2 separate regions of the Mus musculus genome follow, and region 2 is linked to region 1. The links are chromatin loops, found by intact Hi-C in ENCODE. Cell type or tissue: left cerebral cortex. All regions are shown on one strand. Links, peaks and the distances in the headings refer to the core of each region. The heading gives the core; the rest is flanking DNA.

The links. Hi-C counts contacts between places; a loop is a spot of excess contacts. Peaks named below come from ENCODE experiments on the same cell type or tissue, not always from the same donor. Only the 100,000 strongest peaks of a DNase experiment are listed, where the experiment ranks them.
Region 2: it touches region 1 in a loop (2.0-fold over the local background); 11 of 42 quality-filtered maps call a loop at or near these places.

The regions. Positions count from the first base shown.
Region 1 is chr8:55,460,404-55,471,204 of GRCm38, reverse strand. No RefSeq gene overlaps it. Among named protein-coding and RNA genes, the nearest start is that of Gm51595, 23 kb to the left of the region's middle. In left cerebral cortex, for the core only: no CTCF peak of the experiment used is centred there; a DNase peak (open chromatin) is centred at 6,511.
Region 2 is chr8:55,401,623-55,412,423 of GRCm38, reverse strand. No RefSeq gene overlaps it. Among named protein-coding and RNA genes, the nearest start is that of Gm51594, 24 kb to the right of the region's middle. In left cerebral cortex, for the core only: a CTCF peak has its summit at 5,274 (motif pointing left); no DNase peak of the experiment used is centred there.

The sequences.
Region 1 (10,801 bases), core at 4,369-8,368:
TTGAAGATATTTACTGGCCCTTTAAGTTGAAAATCTTCATTCTCATCTACACCTATTATCCTTAGGTTTGGTCTTCTCATTGTGTCCTGGATTTCCTGGATGTTTTTAGTTATGATCTTTTTGCATTTTTCCATTGTCTTTGATTGTTGTTCCCATGTATTCTGTGGAATCTTTTGCACCTGAGATTTTCTCTTCCATCTCTTGTATTCTGTTGCTGATGCTCTCATCTCTGTTTGCTGATTGCTTTCCTAGGGTTTCTATCTCCAGAGTTACCAATGGAATAGATTTGAAGACCCAGAGATGAACCCACACACCTATGGTCACTTGATTTTTGACAAGGGAGCAAAAACTGCCCATGGAAAAAAGACAGCATTTTCAACAAATGGTGCTGGCAAAACTGGCAGTTATCATGTAGAAGAATTCAAATTGATCCATTCCTATCTCCTTGGACTAAGGCCAAATCTAAGTGGATCAAGGAACTCCACATAAAACCAGAGACACTGGAAGTTATAGAGGAGAAAGTAGGGAAAAGCCTCTAAGATATGAGTACAGGGGAAAAGTTCCTGAATAGAACAGCAATGGCTTGTGCAGTAAGATCGAGAATCGATGAATGGGACCTCATGAAGTTGCAAAGCTTCTGCAAGGCAAAAGACACAGTCAACAAGACAAAAAGACCATCAACAGATTGGGAAAGAATCGTTACCTATCCTAAATCAGATAGGGGACTAATATCCAATATATATAAAGAACCTAAGACGGTGGGATCCAGAAAATCAAATAACCCCATTAAAAATGGGGATCAGAGCTGAACAAAGAATTCTCACCTGAGGGATACTGAATGGCAAAGAAGCACCTGAAAAAATGTTCAACATCCTTAATCATCAGGGAAATACAAACCAAAACAACCCTAAGATTCCACCTCACACCAGTCAGAATGTGTAAGATCAAAAATTCAGGTGACAGCAGATGCTGGTGAGGATGTGGAGAAAGAGGAACACTCCTCCATTGTTGGTGGGATTGCAGAACCCAGATGCCCCTCAACAGAGGAATGGATACAGAAAATGTGGTACATTTACACAATGGTGTACTACTCAGCTATTAAAAAGAATGAATTTATGAAATTCCTAGGCAAATGGATGGACGTGGAGGGCATCATCCAGAGTGAGGAAACACAATCACAAAGGAACTCTCACAATATGTACTTACTGATAAGTGGATATTAGCCCAGAAACTTAGGATACCCAAGATACAAGATACAATTGCTCAGCACATGAAACTCAAGAAGAATGAAGACCAAGTGTGGACACGTTTCCCCTTCTTAAAACTGGGGACAAAACACCCATGGAAGGAGTTACAGAGACAGTGTCTGGAGCTGTGATGAAAGGATGGACCATCAAGAGACTGCCATATCCGGGGATCCATCTCATAATCAGCTTCCAAATACTGACACCATTGCACACACTAGCAAGATTTTGCTGAAAGGACTCAGATATAGCTCTCTTTTGTGAGACTATGCCGGGGCCTAGCAAACACAGAAGTGGATACTCACAGTCAGCTATTGGATGGATCACAGGGCCCCCAATGGAGGAGCTAGAGAAAGTACCGAAGGAGCTAAAGGTATCTGCAACCCTATAGGTGGAACAACATTATGAACTAACCAGTACCCCTGAGCTCTTGACTCTAGCTGCATATGTATCAGAAGATGGCCTAGTCGGCCATCACTGGAAAGAGAGACCCATTGGACTTGCAAACTTTATATGCCCCAGTACAGGGAAATGCCAGGGCCAAAAAGTGGGAGTGGGTGGGTTGGGAAGTGGGGAAGAGGGTATGGGGGATTTTAGGGATAGCATTGGAAATGTAAATGAGGAAAATACCTAATAAAAATTATAAAAAATTATCAATTTATGTTTTTTCTTGTCATTAAAATAATGTTGAGAGGTAGGTAACTTTTTTAAGAATTTGCATAGATATCCTACATAAAACAGCACCACCTGTGTTCTTCATACAATTTTTACGAACAGATTTTTGTTTAAAGGAGATATTTTATATCATTATTTTCTGTTTTTGAAATATAAGGCATTTTATAAAATGATCTTTAACATGTATTTCTCACTTAGTCTTACATCATTGTTATCTCCTCTCAAGGATTCTAAACACATGAATGAAGAGTTCTATCAACTCTCATCCATCTTGCTTTTGCTCCTCTGTCTATTTTTTTATGCAGGGATATTATGATTCACCCAGACTGATTACATACTCAAATAGAATAAAGTAACAATTTTAAAATAAGCTCTCTTCTGATCAGCAAACTATTTTATATAAAGAGAATTTTCTCAAATCTTAACATGAGATATGTTTATCTTTGTGTTGCCAAGGACAAAGCACTGCCCAACTCTAGTATATGTATCTCAATATTATTTAGGAGCATTATGAATATAGAGTGTACAGAATCTCAAAGACATAAATATTCCCTAGTCATTTAAACATTAGGCAAGCAGACATTGGACAAAATAACATCAATTACATGTTTAAATGGGAAATAGTAAGCTGAATGAAAACACAATCTTAATAGAGAAAGTTCTTCTAACACTAGCAAGTACTCCCTGCTGTGCATTCTGGTGCCTGCTACCTCCCATTGCTGCAAGAGCTGAAAATATAGAAAAAACCTACAACTGCACTCAGAACTTAAATTCCAGAACAAAAGCCCTCCATCAGAGTGTCTACAGCCTGTAATTTCAGGTTTATCACAGGAATTGAAATATACTCTTTAAGTTTTGCAAGTCTCACCACTAAACCTTAAGATTTTAAGGTCCGAAAATGTTTCTATTCGAATCCCCTTGAATTCTGTTTGAGTAGAGCAAAAGGACTCCTTTCTACAAATTAACAAGTATTTTACTAAATAAATAAATGCTATTATAGCTATTCTAACAGTAAATAAAACATATTTGGTGACTAGGGTAAATTTGAGGTTGTTACCAAGCTTAAAAATAATTAACAACAATTACAGTTTCAAGGTAACTAAATAAAGCAACAGAGTAAAATAAATACAAGGAACAATCAGCATTTTTATTTTGTTATTTTTATATCTGCAATTACATTTTTCCTTCCATTTCCTACTTCCACCATCTCCTATATGCCCTGTCTGAGCTCTCCTTCAAATTCATGGCCTCTTTTTCCACTAATTTTTACTACAGACATATATTTATGTTCATGTATACATGCATACAAAGACACACACAAACATACACACACACACACATACATAACACACACCTTAATATATCCTGTTCAGTCAATACAATGTTACTTGTATGCACTTTTATTTATAGTATCTTTGGGAAATAGAGTGTATAATTGTGATGTACAAGGAATCTTTAAATATCACTGTCTTAGTCAGGGATTCTATTCCTGCACAAACATCATGACCAAGAAGAAAGTTGGGGAGGAAAGGGTTTATTCAGCTTACACTTTCATGCTGCTGTTCATCACCAAGGAAAGTCAGGACTGGAACTCAAGCAGGTCAGGAGCTGATGCAGAGGCCATGGAGGGATGTTCCTTTCTGGCTTGCCTCTCCTGGCTTGCTCAGCCTGCTCTCTTATAGAACCCAAGACTACCAGCCCAGAGATGGTCCCACCCACAAGGGGCCTTTCCCCCTTGATCACTAATTGAGAAAATGCCTTACAACTGGATCTCATGGAGGCATTTCCTCAACTGAAGCTCCTTTCTCTGTAGTAACTCCAGCTGTGTCAAGTTGACACAAAACTAGCCAGTACAATTGACCCCTTGTCAACTTGACACACAAACACATCACTAGTAAGCCTCAACCCTTACATTCTTATTCATCCCCAAGGTCTAAATAACTTTAAACATCCCACAGTCTTTACATATTCTTAAATGTTCAATCTCTTTAAAATATCCATCTCTTTTAAAATCCAAAGTCTTTTGACAATTAAAAGTCTCTTAACTGTGGGCTCCAATAAAATAGTTTCTTCCTTCAAGAGGGAAAATATCAGGGCACAGTCACAATCAAAAGCAAAAATCAATCTCCAACCTTCCAATGTCTGTGATCCAACTCATGATCTTCTGGGCTCCTCCAAGGGCTTGGGACACTTCTCCAGCCAGGCCCTTTGTAGCACACACATCATCCTCTAGACTCCAGATGCCTGTACTGCTGCTGCTGCTTTTGGTGGTCATCTCATGGTACTGGCATCTCCAAAACACTGCATGACCCCTTCAGTCCTGGGCCTTCAATTGCAACTATGGCAGCAACTTCACCAATGGCCATCTATGACCTCTCATAATGTCGAGCCTCAGCTACTCTTCATGACCCCTTCATACTTCCAAAACCAGTACCACCTTGGTGACCCTTACATATTACCAAGTCCCGCTGCAGCAGGAGTACAACCTTGGCTATCTCTGGAACACAGCCTTTTTGTGCTTTCAGAAAACACTTCCCAGAAGATGTCACCTCAATGACGCTGGTCTCTTCTTAATCACCACTAATTTCTTAGCTCCAGCTAACCAGAATCAATAGTCCCAGTAATGCCAAGTTTTTGCTTTAGTAGTTCTGGTATCTTGTTAATCACAGCTGATTCTTCAGCCCCAGCTAACCAGAACCACAGAAAAACAGCAATGGCCCTGAAAAGAGTCTTTAATTTTCCCTCTGAAATTTCACAAACCAGACCTCCATCTTTTGCACTATTCTCAACATTATCTTCCAAGCTCCTACACAACATCTGACAGAACTCTTAACAACAAATGGATCTTTAAGCCCAAAGTTCCAAATTCCTTCCACAGTCCTTCCCAAACATGGTCAGGTTGTCACAGGAATACCCCACTCTGCTGGTAGCAATTTTTCTTAGTCAGGGATTCTATTCCTGCACAAACATCATGACCAAGAAGAAAGTTGGGGAGGAAAGGGTTTATTCGGCTTACACTTCCATGCTGCTGTTCATCTCCAAAGGAATTCAGGACTGGAACTCAAACAGGTCAGGAGCTGATGCAGAGGCCATGGAGGGATGTTCCTTTCTGGATTGCCTCTCCTGGCTTGCTCAGCCTGCACTCTTATGGAACCAAGACTACCAGCCCAGAGATGGTCCCACCCACAAGGGGCCTTTTCCCCTTGATCACTAATTGAGAAAATGCCTTACAGCTGGATCTCATGGAGGCATTTCCTCAACTGAATCTCCTTTCTCTGTGATAACTGAAACCTGTGTCAAGTTGACACAAAATTAGCCAGTACAATCACTGATATATATTGAACAGAAAATTTAAAGAATTTCCTTATACATGGCAATAAACAAGCCAATAATTAAAGCATATTTAAAGCATACAACTGAATTCAAGAGAATTATACTTAATAATATACCTAATAATATACTTAATAATGGAATGATAAATGCTCTGTTTCCATGACAATCACATGAACTAGAATTTTTTCATGATTTCTCTATTTGTAAAACACAAACGTAAAGCACTAACAAAGCAGCATCTCTGCAGGTGAATAATCATGTTTTGTTTACACTGTATTGAATTTTACTTTAGCAAATATGACACATTTGATTCTTACAAATCTGGTCATGACAGATGGCTGAAATGGGCTAAAATATTGTGCTAGGCCAGCAAAATGAATTAGGAAACAAGTATCCAAGTAAAAAAAATTACATATATTTATACATAATGCAGTATGTGAAGAAAAAAAGGAACATGTAACATATTAATAGCCTTTACTAAGTTATATTAGTGTATAAATATGTACAATGTATATAAAATGAGGCATATCTGTAAATAATTTTGGAAACTACCTTAATTTGATATGGTGTATGATCTATTATTGGCATGTACTCCAGTGATGTATAAATCTTTTGTGGAAGAACAGACTGGTATTTATGGGTTTTTGGTTTTTTGTTTGTTTGTTTGTTTTTTGTCTTGTTTTTTTTTTTTAATTTTTTTTCAAAATTAGAATAACAAGAGATTTTTTACAGACAATAGTAGAGAACAATATTGACATAACTATCACTTCTCAAATGGATATTTTCAATTAAATGATCAAAATGTTGTCAATGGTATGACTGAGCCTCCACCTGACAGAACACATATAAAGCAGGGAGGCAAAGAGATGCAGGGTCCACTAGCAGGTGAGCAAACATTGGTGTCTTCTGATCCAGAGAACCAGCCACCTCCTTGAAGACAGGGCTATCTGAGTCAAGAATATGAATCCCAGGCTGTCCCTTCCTGTCCTCAGGAGTAGACATGAAGGCAGGATGGCACCCGAGCAACCTGAAGAATCTTCTGAAGACTCTTTGCAAGGACACCAAGCGAGGAAAGTTCTTCAAAATGCTGAAAGAACTCTTTTTCTTTGCCCATTCTTTCTAACAGCCTGACAGAGGTTGGCTTCAGGCAGACCATCAAGTGCTTGAGAAAACATTAACTCCTAGTCCCTTTTGCCAAGGACTTAGACACCAGGTGGTCAATAAGGTCCAGGGAAACAGAAGTGACCTCTGTCTCCCAGGCATAGAAAGATCCCAGCACAGTTCCACTGGGACCAGGACCAAGTCCCTGCTGGGTCTTTTGCGGGTTGTTTCATCTATGATGATGGCAAATCTCCTTACTCCCAGGCGCTGCTGCCCTGCAAAAAGAGGGAAAGCACCTGTTAAGCTGAGAACAAGAGGCCTGTAGCAAAGGCATCTCCAGGCAAGTCTCCAAGCTGGAAAGATGTGAGTCCCATTCCTGCTCCTGAAATTCCAGACTTCCACTCCAGTGGCCAAGGCTACCACTCAATCACAGGGTAATGTCCCAGAGAAGTCTTCCTTGCTCCCTGAACAAGAAGCCTCGCCATGAGTGTGGGCACATAGGATGGACTTAAAAACACTAATAGATTCTGATTACAGGCCTGCAGCAGCTCTCCCGCAGATACCCCACTAAAGGTTCCTTGCTAAAGATCCCATTTGACCCTAGGTTACTCACTGCCAGGCATCAGTGGAGAAAACTGAGCCAGGGCAGCCAAAGGACCCATAAACACCTATAGCTGCAGGAGTCCCAAGTGTGTGAGGTCACAAACTCTGGGAGCCCATATCCAAAGCAGAAGAGCCAGGAAGCTGTAAGGGTGACAAACAATGATGATCTTCCACCACAATCAGCTCGAGAGCCTTGACCATCAGCAAGGGTCTGGATCTGGAGGGGAACCTCTGCAGAAAAATGAGCACAGGATTCCTTCTACCTTTACTCATCATCTAGACCAGAGGCCTTCCTAACTGTCCTCTGGGGTAGGAGGCAGCAGCAAAACAACCCCTGCTAGGAGCCATGCTCTGCTCATGCACACAGCCCTCAGGAATTATAAAAATAGTTTCTCTAGCAAGTGAACCTTGATTAAAGTAAAAGCAATCCCTGAATAATCCAGGTAGCAAAGATGTAGTAGAATAATATCAAATCTGAAATGAAAAGTTTGGACATGGTTCGGATATTGGTAAGTGTATATGTTTGGACAGGTATGTGAAACTAGCTTGTAGTAAAATGGAAGGAATTAGAAAGAATGGAGGACTGCCATCAAGGTGATGGTGCAGGTATTCAAGTTCTGATGTCCAAGTCCATCTGTTGTAGAGGAAAGTAATAGAGATTTCAAGTTCACTCAGTTTCCAGAAAAAAAAAAAAAAAGACACATAACATTTATATGTATAAGAAGCTTTACTACCACTAGAGCTGGACAGATATAAACCCTCTAAGCTATTGAGTCTACTTTCCTGTCAAAAACCATGAGGAATGATTTTCCAAATTCTGCATGGGTCACCCCTATGTCAATTGGCCAGCCCTCATGACCATGCTCTCACAATTCACCTACCCAATGGCGCCTTCTGCTCTCTATTCATCTCCCTGTTCTCCCTCATCGTCATAAGCCCAGCCATAGACACTCTTCATAAGTTCCTTCTGCCCTTATTAGCCAATCAGTGATAACTTGGTGAGCAAGTTACACAACATCCCTTGGTATACATAAGTATCTCCTCATCTCTGAGGTAACCAAAGCCAGTACTTCCATGCTTACAAAACATAACAATAGACCAAACCTCAGCACTTCCCCTTTTTGTCTAAATAAAAAGGCTCTTTCTTATGCAATAATAAACAACAAACAGTAGGAACAATTATGCAACACTTATGAAGATTATTAGGTAAGATTAAAATTAAAAGTCCAGTTTGTTTATATGTGGTAGCTCAGGAGTAAGTATTTTATTATCTATCCTATCTTGGTGAGTTCAAAGTTTTGAATCTAAATCATTTTCTATCCTAACTTATATTGTTATCCTAAAAATCTTAGACATAAATATCTTAAGTGTATAGTAAGACTATCACTATCTAGTCTTCACCTCCATCAGAGATATGTAAAAGAATAAATTTTACTTGACTGTGTAGGAAGCACAGGAATGCAGTTTGCAAAATTTATAGAAATGACAAAGACAGGTAGCCTTCTGCACTTGGATTATTCTCTATAAGGTTTGAGTGTCTAACTTCAGCTTTTTTTGTCCAGAATACCTGCCAGACCTGATGTGCTGCAGGAAATTTGAAGGACTTGCTTACCGTGTCTTAGCAGAGGACAGCATCAACTTTTCCTTTTTAGGCAGATTTTTATCTACATATAAAGTTAGGGCATTTTCTTTGCCCAGTGGCTAGATTGCCTCAATCACAGGAACTCCTGCGTGCATTCTTGCTGGCAAGAAGGTAGCACGGGTCATCTGGTGCTGGAAACCAGGGATCAACATCGCTGGCATTGAGGAGAAACCCGGAGATGGGGTGGATTCAGAACTGCAGGGAAAAGGTAAGTTCGGAGAGGTATTTCTGATCGTGAACCACTTATCCCTTTTGATTTCGGTTTTAATCTAGATGCACCCTAGGAAGGGGCGGTAGAAGCTCTAGTCTTGGTTGCCCTGGCCCTCATTCTGTTTCTTATTGTTTCTTATTCTGTCCATCGAAGCTGGTGCTGAAGTTTGAGGTGTTTCTTATTCTGTCCATCAAGGCTGGTGCTGAAATTTGAGGTGTATTCAATCCGACATAGATAAGTGGCAGCACCGAGGTATTTTGTAAGCCTCCTGTAGATAAGGGAGCTGAGCACTGTGTTTACTTTCACTTTGCTTAAGGAATACCATAAGTTGGGCGTAGATCAGCCTCAGGCACTCACTCTATCATGGGCTCCTCACAGTCAGTGATCACCGTGTTACAGGCAGTGCTAAAGCAACACGATCTGTAGGTCGCCTCCCATATGCTGCAGAAATTTGTTAAGGAGGTGGATCGCGTTGCTCCCTGGTATGCCTGTTCAGGGTCTCTAACTGTAGCCTCGTGGAATAAGCTAGGAAGGGACCTTGACCATAAGCATGAAGACTTATGCCTGGGCTCCGAGGCAATTTGGAAGCTGATAAAAAACTGTCTAGAGGATGAAACCTGCTGACCCACCATTGTGGAGGGCCAGGGAACAGGAGAAGAGGTTCAGGACAGTATGTCAGAAACTGAACGGAGCGAGAGAATGGGAGCTCGAAAAAAGAAAGTCATGTCTAAGAAAAAGGGCCCTCCCCGGGATTCAGAAGAAAGGGGAGAGAGAAAGAAGGGCAGTGAAACTGAGCCCTCTACTAAGGCCTTATACTAATCTTTATCCTATCCATGACTTGAAGGCCTTAGAGATTGATAGTTCAGGGTCTGAAGACCTAGACCCCAGTGAGGAGGCTGAATTAGAGGAGGAGGCAGCAAAATATGAAGAACAAAGATATAACCCTGACCGATGGTCGCGATCAGGAAGTAATAAAGAGGGTAGCACACCAGCTACTGTGCCCACAGTGCCACTGCCTTATGAATTGCGGTATAGCACTAACTCCTTTTTTCCTCAAGAAGAGTTAAAAAAGATACAGGTGGCATTTCCAGTCTTTGATACTGGAGAGGCAGGACTTATGCACGCCCCAGTGGACTATAAACAACTTAAAGAACTTGCTGAATCTGTCCGTAACTATGGGATCAGTGCAAATTTTACTCTGGTTCAGGTCGAGAGATTCGCCAATATGGCCATGACCCCGTCAGATTGGCAAATGATAGCAAAGGCTACACTCCCTAATATGGGACAATATATGGAATGGAAAGCTCTATGGTATGATGCGGCCCAAAACCAGGCCAGGGCCAATACCACAGCAGTTGATGACAACCAGAGACAATGAACCTTTGAATTGTTGACCAGCCAAGGGCAGTATGCCGCCTATCAAATTAACTATCCTTGGGGGGGGGGGCATACACCCAGATAGGGGCAGCTGCAGTCAAGGCTTTGAAGGCACTTACAAGAAAAGGGGAGGCTGGGGGCCACCTTACAAAGATTGTTCAGGGGTCCAGGAACCATTCTCTGATTTTGAGGCAAAATGACTGAGGCCCCAGCCTGGGTCTTTGGTGACCCCGAGCAAGCCATGTCTCTAATTGAACAGCTCATCTATGAGCAAGCCACCCAAGAGTTCAGGGCGGCCATCACGCCAAGAAAAAAACAAAGGGTTACAAGACTGGCTTAAGATATGTAGGGAGCTAGGAGGCCCTCTCACCAATGCAGGACTAGGCATGGCTATATTGCAATCTCAGAGGCGCCCTAATGTCAACAAACAAAAGGCATTTTTCAATTGTGGGAAAGCTGGACATTTGAAGAGAGATGTCCCTGTACCTGAAAGCACATGAGGAGCTGTTCTCTGCTCCCACTGCAGAAAGGGCTATCAAAAGGCTAGTGAATGCTGCTCTGTCAGAGATGTAAAAGGAAGATTCCTGCACCCAATAGGTGAAATTAATCCCTCAC
Region 2 (10,801 bases), core at 3,185-7,184, 58 kb after region 1:
AAATTAGTAATACTTACTTCTTGATATTTCTGCAGTTTATTTATCAGGAAAGCTATAATTGTCAGATGGAATCCTCCTGTAAAAAAATGCATTGCCTATAAGAGTGTGGAAAGAAGGGATCTATTTAGCACTGTACAGGTAGGCTTATCTCTATCCTCTGGCTCTTACAGCATTTCTGTCCACTCTTTTCAAGTAATCCTTGATAATATGGAAAGCATCTTGTGATTTTGACATATCCATAACCTGTCAATATAAAAGCCCATAGCTTAAGCAGGAGAGATAAGGTGGGACATCAGGAGGCAGAGAAAATTCTAGGAGAGAGCAGAAACAGGAGATTCACCTGTAAGGAGGCAGATACATAGTGCCTGAGCAGAGGTAACCAGCCATGTTACAAATAAGAGATCTAATTAAATGGGTATTTTGTATGATTCTAGTCTGAGCAGTGCCTAGCTATTCAGCCAAGGTATTTGGAAAAACATTTTTAGTCTTAGTCTTATTATTTGGATCATGGGGCTGGAAGGAAGAACCACAGCAAATTTCATCAAAATTTGGCCCAATGAAGTGCATCATTATGTTGTACTAAATATCATTCAGTGGTGTCTACACTTCCTTAGATCATTTAGTTCTCAGATAAAAGAAACTAAACTTTTATATTTATGATTAGTTTTTAAAGCTCTAGAGCTGGGGTGATATCTGCCATCTGAGCTATTAATATGTCTCTTTCCCTACCAATAACACCTAGTTTTAATTGTGTTCTGCCTGGACTGCTCTTATTCAAATTGGCCAGCCATTATGGCCATGTTTTAGCTTACGCCATGACATCATCTCTCTCCATATTTTCCTCTCTTCCTCTGTGGTGTCTTGCCTCAGACCCAAAACCCCAGATCTGTATCTCAGCCTTTCTCTCTTCTGCCCAGCTATAGGATATAGGCATCGTTATTCAACCAATAGTTTGTTGTTGTTGTTTTATTTGGAGTGTTAAATCAAAACTTCTATTTTATTTTAATTTTTAATTAATTATTTTATTTTATTTTATTTACATTCCAAGTGTTACTCCCTACCCTGGTCTCCCTTCCCACAGATTACCCCACTGACATTCACTTTTGTCCAACCCCCTCCCTTCTGTGTCTGAGAGCATACTGACCTCCTTGGAACATGGAAACTCCCATTCCCTAGGGTATATCTCTAGTCTCTAGAGAATTGGGCATATCCTTTCCTACAGAAGCCAGACAAAAGACAGTCTTTTGCTACATCGGTGCCTAGGACCTTATACCTTTCCTTGTATGCTCTTGGGTTGATGCCTCAGTTCTTGGGAACTTCCATGGATCTAGATTAGTCTACACTTTTGGTCTTCCTATGGGGTTGCCATTGTCTGCAAGCACAACATAGCATCAGTAATTGTCACAATCTGGGGCCCACTTCTAGGATAGATCCCAAGTTTGATCCATAGCTGTCCTTTGTCCTTGCCTTCAGCCTCTGCTCCATTTTTGCCCTTGCATTTTTTAAAGACTGGAACAATTTTGGATCAAAAAAATTGAAGGTAGGCTAGTGACCCCAATCTTCCACTGAGGGTCCTCTTTATTCACTGAAGGTCTTCTCTTCAGGTTATATCTCCCTACTGGTGGGCATTGTCTTATCCCTGGACAAAACATCATGAACAAGAAGCAATTTGGGGAAGACAGGGTTTATTCTGCTTACACTTTCACATTGCTGTTCATCACCAAAGGAAGTCAGGAATGGATATCACACAGGGCAGGAAGCAGGAGCTGATGCAGAGGACATGGAGGGAAGTTTCTTACTGGCTTGATTTCCCTGGATCACTCAGCTTGCTTTTATTTTTTATTTTTATTTATTTCATTTATTTTTTGGGGGGGGGGTTCGAGATAGGGTTTCTCTGTATAGCCCTGGCTGTCCTGGAACTCACTTTATAGACCAGACTGGCTTTGAACTCACAAATCCGCCTGCCTCTGCCTCCCAAGTTCTGAGATTAAAGGCTTGTGCCACCATGCCCAGCTAGTTTGCTTTCTTATGGAATCCAAGACTATCAGCCCAGGAATGGCACCACCCACAATGGTCCTTCCTCCATTGATCACTAATTGAGAAAATGCCTTACAGCTGGATCTCATGAAGGCATTTCCTCACCTGAAACTTTTCACTGTGATAAGTCCAGCTTATGTCAAGTTGACACAAAACCAGCCAATACAGGAAGGATGTATAAGCATGTAAAAAAAAAAAAAAAAGAATGTAATATGCAGGAATGTAATTCTCTACATAATAATTCTTAAGTTTTCAAACACCAGTAATTTTATTTTAGCAATGTTCCTAGCCAATTACTGAATACTCAACTCTAATTACTATAGAGAGGATTTGCTTGTGTCAGTGCTCTAAAGAGGGAAGAAAATTCATTTAAGATTTCTCTCCAAAAGCAAATGGAATTGCAACGCTGCTGTGAATGCTTCTAGTTTATGCATTTCCAAATTAAAACATTAACTCTTATTATCTACATATTTAATCCTATTCTATATGTTCAGGAATTTCTTGAAAGCATTTAATTTCACTTTTAGCTGTATAATTTTCACTTGAGAACTATGCAGTTAGTTCTGTTTTTCACACATCTCCTAAGCCTCAAACATGATTAAATGTAATATTTGTCTATTGGTTAAAGGTAAAATGGCAACATGCATTTTTGGTTATGTTATATTATGCAAAGTCATCCTTACCCCACACTTGTTAAATGTCTTTTTTCCTAATGGATAAAACTAAGAGTAAAATTAACAGCAAGGAGTATTATTTAATTCTTTACTCTTGGGACTGTGGAGGTTGAAGGAAGAGGATTGCTCTGAATTTGCTGCTAGTTTAAGCCACAGCGAGAGGATCCTGTCAGCTTTGGCTGGAGAAGTGACCTTTAAAAGGGCAGGGGGGAGACAGAGAGAGAGACAGAGAGACAGAGAGAGAGAGAGATAGAGAAAGTGAGAAAGAGAGAAAGAAAGAGAAAAAGAGAGAAAGAGAGAAAGAAAGAGAGAGAGAGAGAAAGAAAGAGAAAGAAAGGAAGAGAGAGAGAGGAAGAGAGAAAGAAAGAAAGAAAGAAAGAAAGAAAGAAAGAAAGAAAGAAAGAAAGAAAGAAGGAAGGAAGGAAGGAAGGAAGGAAGGAAGGAAAGAAAGAAAGAAAGAAAGAAAGAAAGAAAGAAAGAAAGAAAGAAAGAAAGAAAGAAAGAAAGAGAGAGTAGAGAAAGAGACAGAAAGAGAGAGTGAGAGGGGAAGGGAAGATGACATAAATTTTACTTTTAGAATTTCAGGTGTAAATTCTGAATGCATAAGAATGATTTTCTTATAAAACATTAATAGGGAAGTGAACTAAGCATACAGTTAAAGAAAATGGGCATTTCCTGAAAATCATAATGCTACATGAAAACTGAATGAATTTTGTATTGAATATGGATTTTAACTGTTGGGTTGTCTGCACATGGACTGTTTGCAGTTGAGATCCATAGCCATATATTAGATAGATCTTGGTGAGTCTTGTGGAAGATTTGGGGGAGGATTGAGGGACCAGAAAAGGGCAGGGACTCCACAGGAAGACCAACAGAGTCAACTACCCTGAAGACTTCAGTGATCCCAGACACTGAAACAACAACCAAAAACCATATATGGGCTGGACCTAGTTCTCTTGGAAATATGTAGCGGATGTGCAGCTTGGACTTTATACAAGTCCCCCAATAAATGGAGAATTGTACTGTCTCAGACCTGTTGTCTCCATGTGAAACATTTTCCCCTAACTGAGCTGCCTTGTCTGGCTTCATGGGGAGAGAATGTTGCCAGTCCTGCAAAACTTGATGTGGTGTGTGTGTGTGTGTGTGTGCGTGTGTGTGTGTGTGTGTGTGTAATGTCCATCACTTCAGAGGAGTGGAGGGATAATGGGGTTAGGACCTGTGTAAAGGGGGATTCTGAGGAGAGTGGGCTGATATTAGAATATAAAGTTAATAAATAAATAAAAATATTAGGAATGAAATATAACAGAAAATTGATATTGGAAAACAAAGGAAGGTTTGCAATCCCTTTATCATTCTGCATGCTTGAGTGAAAAACAGTTCTGCTCTCCAGCATTCTATTCCTCAGCAACAGGTAAAATAACTGGATCCACATGGATGCACCCGACCTCTTGTCTGACCTTCAATACATTCACGAAAGATGGATGCCAACATTCAGTAAATGGCTACGGCCATACAGTTTCAATGAATTCCGCAGCCTGGCATGAACCAATTTTTACTAAGAGTTTTACTAACTTTACAAAAAAAAATCCATGGATAAGACCTAATTTTTTTTTTATTAATGGCATCAGGGAGGATTATGGTGTAGTGAGTAAATGTTATGTAATTATGCTGTATGGATTTAAAGCACTTGTAAATTGTCAAATACTGGCTCTAAAATGTTGTAATTTACTTGAGTGTTTGATTAAGCAATTTTTGGAAAGAAATTCTCTTAAATAAATGAAATCTTCAAAATTCCAGTTGTGACCTGATGATACAAAACATTCACATTTATTATATATGCACAACAAACACTATAAATGTAAGAACATGTAGGCTAATATTTCTGTTCATATCTCAATTCAACATCAAAATTATGAGCAAAATACTGTCAAATTAATCACACATTTTCTTTTGTGTTAGATGGTTATTGTAAACATCATATCTTTTTGTTCATTGACAAAACTTGAATCATAAAGGGAGGTTTATTAAACCCATAACTCTCCAGTGGATACCTACATACTCATGGACACACATCGAAATCATAGTGTATAACAAAGTGAAAGATGAGTGAGAGAGGAAGGGAGAGAGGGGAAAGAGAGGGAGAAGAGAGGGGGAAGAGAGGGGGAAGTGGAGGGATGAAGGAGGAAGGGAGGAAGGGAGAGTGGGAGGGAGGGAGGGAGGGAGAAAGATAGAGGGGAGAGGCAAGGAGTTCATGAGTGAGAGTAGTCAATATAAGGACAGATTAAATTGAAATGCACAGGTAAACAATAATGAGACAATCTGAACCACTCTCCAGGTTCCATGCCTAATTCTGGGTGCCATTCTTTCTCATGTTTAACAATCCCATTCCACCTACAATAACAATTCCCTTGAAATAACAAAACAGTCCTCAAAAGTTGCTGTTAATCCTCTATCTTCCTCTATTTTCCCATGTTGGGCTTATTTCCTTACAAAACAAGCAAACAATAATCCAAAACAAAATTAATAGAAGTAAAATTTAAGAAAAGCTAGCCTAAGACTTTGCCAGAGAATTATCAGACACTGACATCTAGTGGAAGTGAAAATCCATGACTATAAAAGAGTTTTAGTAAGCCAGCATCCCAAGTGTAACCTAAATCCAGATGCAAATGCAGAAGGGCACACAGATGTGTGTGTATATCTTATTTATATGCTCTTTTACACTTCTGCATGTGTCAAACTGTTGATATTTGGAAAAAAACGGAAATAATTGGTTGAATGAACATTGCTTTGGCTGGGTATACAGTATGTACCATTAAAAGCTGAAGAACTAAGGATAATCCATATTTCATCTGTCTCTATTTCTGTCTCTGTCTGCCTGTCCTTCCTTCTTTCTTCCCTTCCTCCCTTCTTCTTCCTTTCTTGCTTCCTTTCTTCATTTCTTTCTTCTTTCCTTCCTTTCTTTTGGGTCTGTGGATTATAGCATGTAATTTATGGCTAAAATACATGTATAAGTGATTACACGGAATGTATATTCTTTTGAGTTGGGTTATTTCACAATTTTTTAAGTTCCATAAATTTGCCTGAAAATTTCATCATTTCCTTGTTTTTAATAGCTAGGTAATATTCCATTGTGTAAATGAATGCTATTTTCGGTGTTCATTCTTCCATTGAGGGGTGTCTGGGTTGTTTCCAAGTTTTGGCTTTTTTGAATAAAACTGCTTTGAGCACAGTTGAACAAGTGTCCTTTTGGTATGGTGAAGCAAGCTTTATATATATGGCCAAAGTGTTATAGATGGATCTTGCGTAGAACTTTCCCATTTTTATGAGAACCTCCCAAATTGATTTCCAGAGTGGTTGTACAAGCTTGCACTCCATCAGCAGTGGAAGAGTGTTCCCCTTCTCCACAACCTTGTAAGCAGGTGTTGTCACTTGAGTTTTTGAACTTATCCATTCTGATCTGTGTAAGATAGAATGTTAGAGGTTTTTATTTTATTTGCATTTCCATGAAGCCTAGGGATATTTAACATTTCTTTGACTACTTCTCCAACGTTAAAAAGTTTTCTTTTGAGGATTCTGTTCTTTTTTTCATAATGTATATTTTATTTACATTACCTCAACAAAGCAGCTCCCTTCCCTACTCTCCTCTGAGTTTAACCCTTACAAATCCTTCCACCTGCTACCCTTCCCCTTCCTAGAGAAGGGTATAGCCTCATCCCCTTGTGTTTCAATCCATGCTGGAATATCTTTCCTCAATAATACTAAGCACCTCCTCTCCAAGTGAGGTCTAACAACACAGTCCAGGTAGAGAAAGTGGATCCAATACAGGGAACAGGGTCAGAGATAGTCCCCTCTCTGATTGTAAGTAAGGGTACCCACATGATGACCAAGATGCATACTTGCTACAAATATGCAGGTGATCTACATCAGGTCCAGTAAGTACTTCTGGTTTCACAGGAGAGCAGAAGGGGAAGGTTTCAATTGTGTCCTGGTATATCTTCCTGGAAACTATCTTATGAGTAGACGTTTTGCTGAACCAGACATATGAGCTATATATTATTTTTTGAATATTTAAGGGCCTCTTATGTATATTACACTTTCATCTGGGAATAGCTATACTTTTTCTTTTCCAACTTGTATCCCCTTGACCTCCATTAGCTGTATTTTGCTCTAGGTAGAAATTCTCATTTTATATTGAGATATGGAGAGACCGAACAGCTCTGTCTTTTCCCTGATTTTAGTCCAATTGTTTTATATTTCTTTCCATTTAATTTGATGTTGGCTATTGGTTTGCTGTATATTGCCGTTCTTTTCTTTTCTTTTTTTTTTTTTTTTTTGTGCTTGTGTATATGACTGGAATTGCTGATCCCTCCAAGACTTTTAACATGAATGTTCCTAATATTGAATTTTGTCAAAGGCTTTTTTAAGCATCTAATAAGATAATCGTGAGGGTTTTTTTTTCAATTGTAAATATGGTGGATTTCATTGATAGATGTTTGCATGTTGAATCATCCCTGTATCCCTTGTATGACGCCTACTTGATCATGGCGGATGATCTTTTTGATGTTTTCTTGGATTTAGTTTGTGAGAGTTTTTTTGAGCATTTTATGACAATATTCATAAGGTAAACTGGTCTGACATTATTTTATTTTGTTGAATCTTTGTGTGGGTTAGGTATCAGGGTGACTGTGACCATATAAAATGAGTTTGACAATGTGCCTTTTGTGTCATTCTTGTGGAATATATTTAAGAGTATTGGTATTAGCTCTGCTTAGAATATCTGATAGGATTCTGTACTAAAACCATCCAGCCCTCAACTTTTTTGGTTGGGATAATTTTAATGACTGCCTCTACTTCTTTAGGGGTTATAGGACTATTTAGATTATTTACCTGATTGTGATTTAACTTTGGTCAGTGGTAATTATCAAAAAGATTATCCATTTTAATTAGAGTTTGCAGTTTTGTGGAGTACAGGTTTTTGAAGTAAGACCTAATGATTTCCACACTGTCTTTTGTTATCTCTAGCTTTTTATTTCTAATTTTCTTAAAGTGGATATTGTCTTTCTGTTGTTTAGTTAGTTTACCTAAGGGTTGGCTTACCTTGCTGATTTTTTCAAAGAACCAGCTCTTGGTTTCCTTGATTCTTTCCATTTTTTCTTTGTTTCTAATTTCTTGATATCATCCTTGTTTATTATTCTTTCCCACATTCTACTCCTCTTGGGTGTGTTTCCTCTGTTTTTGTTATTTGTTCTTGTTGTTCTAGAACTTTCATGTGAGCTATTAAGTTGCTACTGTGATATCTCTTTAACTTCTCACTAAGTTCAAAACACTTAGTGCTACGAACATTCCTGTTAGCAGTTCATTTATTGTGAGTCATATGTTTGGGAATATTGTGCCTTCTTTGTCATTGAATTCTAGAAAGTCTTTAATTTATTTCTTTATCTCTTCATTTACCCAGTGGTCACTGGGTAAAGAGTTGTTCACTGTCCATGAGATTGTAGGATGTCTATTGTTTCCGTTGTTGTTGTAGCCCAGACTTATAATCATGGTGATTTGTTGAGATGTGAGTGGTTATTTGAAATTTATTGTTGAGTCTTGCTTTGTGACTGAGTATACTGTCAGTTTTGAAGAAGATTCCTTGAGTTGGAAGAAGGTATATATGCTTTCCTGTTTGGGGGAAAGGTACTATAGGTCTATTTTTGGTTCATTTGATTCATAACCTTGGTTAATTTTATTATTTCTGTAATTTTTTGTTTTCTTAACCTGTTCCTTGGTGAGAATGGTGTCTTGAAGTATCCCATTCTTAATATTGAGGGTTCACCAAGTAATCTTAATATTTAGTAATGTTTGTATAATGAATGTTGGTACTGTTACATTTTGTGCATAATCATATTTAAGTGTCTTTTTGGTGGATTTTTTATTTGATGCATTTGAAGTGTCCTTTCTCATCTCTTTCAATAATTTTTGGTTGAAAGCATATTTTATTAGTTATTAGAATAGGTACTGCAGCTTGTTATTTGGACCTGTGTGCTTAGAAAACTCTTTTGAAGCACTTTACTTTGGTATATGTCTATATTTATTGCTGAGGTGTGTTTTTTGTAAGTAGGATCTAGAATACTGGATCCTATTCACACATCCAGTCTCTTAGCCTTTGTTGTTTTATTGGGGAATTGAATCCATTTGTGTTCATAGATAATAATGACCAAACATTGTTAATTCCTGTTATTTTGATGTTTATGTCTTGTGTGTGTGTGTGTGTGTGTGTGTGTGTTATTTGTGATTGTGTTTATTTTGATGTTACTTGTGTTGTGGGAAATAATAAGAAATGAATGGCGACATTCCTGCAATACTTTTGGTCACCTGAAACTCTGCCCCATGGGAACTGCCTGGTCATGCACTGGCAGGCAATGGCCTACCTGTTTTTATATCAGGAACTCTCTGACTCAGAACTCCATAATCTCTCCACCCAGCTCACCAAGTTCCTACTGACAGGTCGTTACCATGCCAATCCTGTGCTTCAAATTCTCCATGGCCTTTGCAGTACACCTCAGACAAACTGATGCTTTGCCTACATACATTTCTCTCTTGAACCTGGACAAGTCAACAAGTGAAGGAAAACACAAGAAAACTTAGTTCAGAAACAATGGTAACCCAATTGTTAGGTGCAACAATAAAATCTTAATCTTGTAAGCCTCATTAAAGGGATAAAAAAAAAAAGGGTTAGATAAAAATGGATCTATTATGACTGCCCTACAAAAGACCCAAAAAAAGAGCTGAAAGAGTCAGATGCAGATATTTGCACCCAACCAATGGACAGAAGTAGCTGACCCTTGTTGGTGAAGTAGGGAATGCTAAAGAAAGCTGAGGAGAAAGGCGATCCTGTAGGAGGACTACCAGTCTCAATTAATCTGGACCCCTGAGAACTCTAAAACCCTTGATCACCAAACAGGTAGCATACACCAGATGATATGGGGCCACCAACACATGTACAGCAGAGGACTTGCAGGTCTGTGTTAATCCTCAATACTGGAGGCCCCAGACAGTTAGTGTTCAGGTGGAGTGAGGGTGAGGGCATCCATGTGGAGACCAGGTAGGTTAGGGAGGAAGTATGGGATATAGAGCAGTCAAAGGGTGGATGGGGGTCAGGGAATGGAATATAAGATGTAAAAAATAATGTAAAAATATAATAAATAAATAAATAAATAAATAAATAAGTAAATAAGTAAATAAATAAATAAAATCTAAATCCTCTGGTGGCAAATCGTGAAGGAAGCCCCATTATAACCAGGAGACACTTGTAGTTACATCTTGTCCCCATGCTATCCCAATCTAAGAAGGCACCTAACTCTCTCTTTCCTCCCTCTCCCTCTCCAACTCAGAAATACTACCTACTACCCAGTGATTGGTTCCTTTATTCTTTAAGGAATTGTGTCACAAGGAATCATCTGAGTATGATTTACTCCTTGTCTGCAACCCCTCAGAGTAGAGCAAAACTAGCATCAACATACAAACAGCACTATGTCCATCCACAACATACTTCAGTAAAATTATTCCTTATGATTATTTAGGTATAGTGTAAAATCCAAAATAAATTCAAGACAACCTAGCCTCTTCCCCCTCTGAAGGACTTTCCACACTATATAGTTTAGCAGTCAAAAAGAACAGACTAAGCCTACAGCTGCCTAAACAAGGTTAGCCATTCCCAGAAAAATCCTCCTACCCCGCCCCACACTGAATTCTGAGAAGACCCACTAACTGTCCTGACCTTGTTGCTAGGATTCCCTGTGACATTAATAGCTTACCCATAAGTTCAAAATGTACTGCTGCTTTGCTGATTAATCATAATAACCCCACATAATGGGAGGCAGTGTCACAAGGCCAAAGTGAGTCACTAGGCCAAAGATAGTCACCCTATGTAAACCAACCAAAGCCTGAGAAGGTTACTTGCTACACCAATCAAAATAAGCCAGCTAGCCCTGTTGCCTAAATCTGCCCCCTTACAAGGTATAAAAAGTGTGCTCTTTGTTTCTGGATCTCTCCTATTGCCTGGGTGCTGAGGGGGGTCCTCAATGCATAAGATCACTAAAAATGTT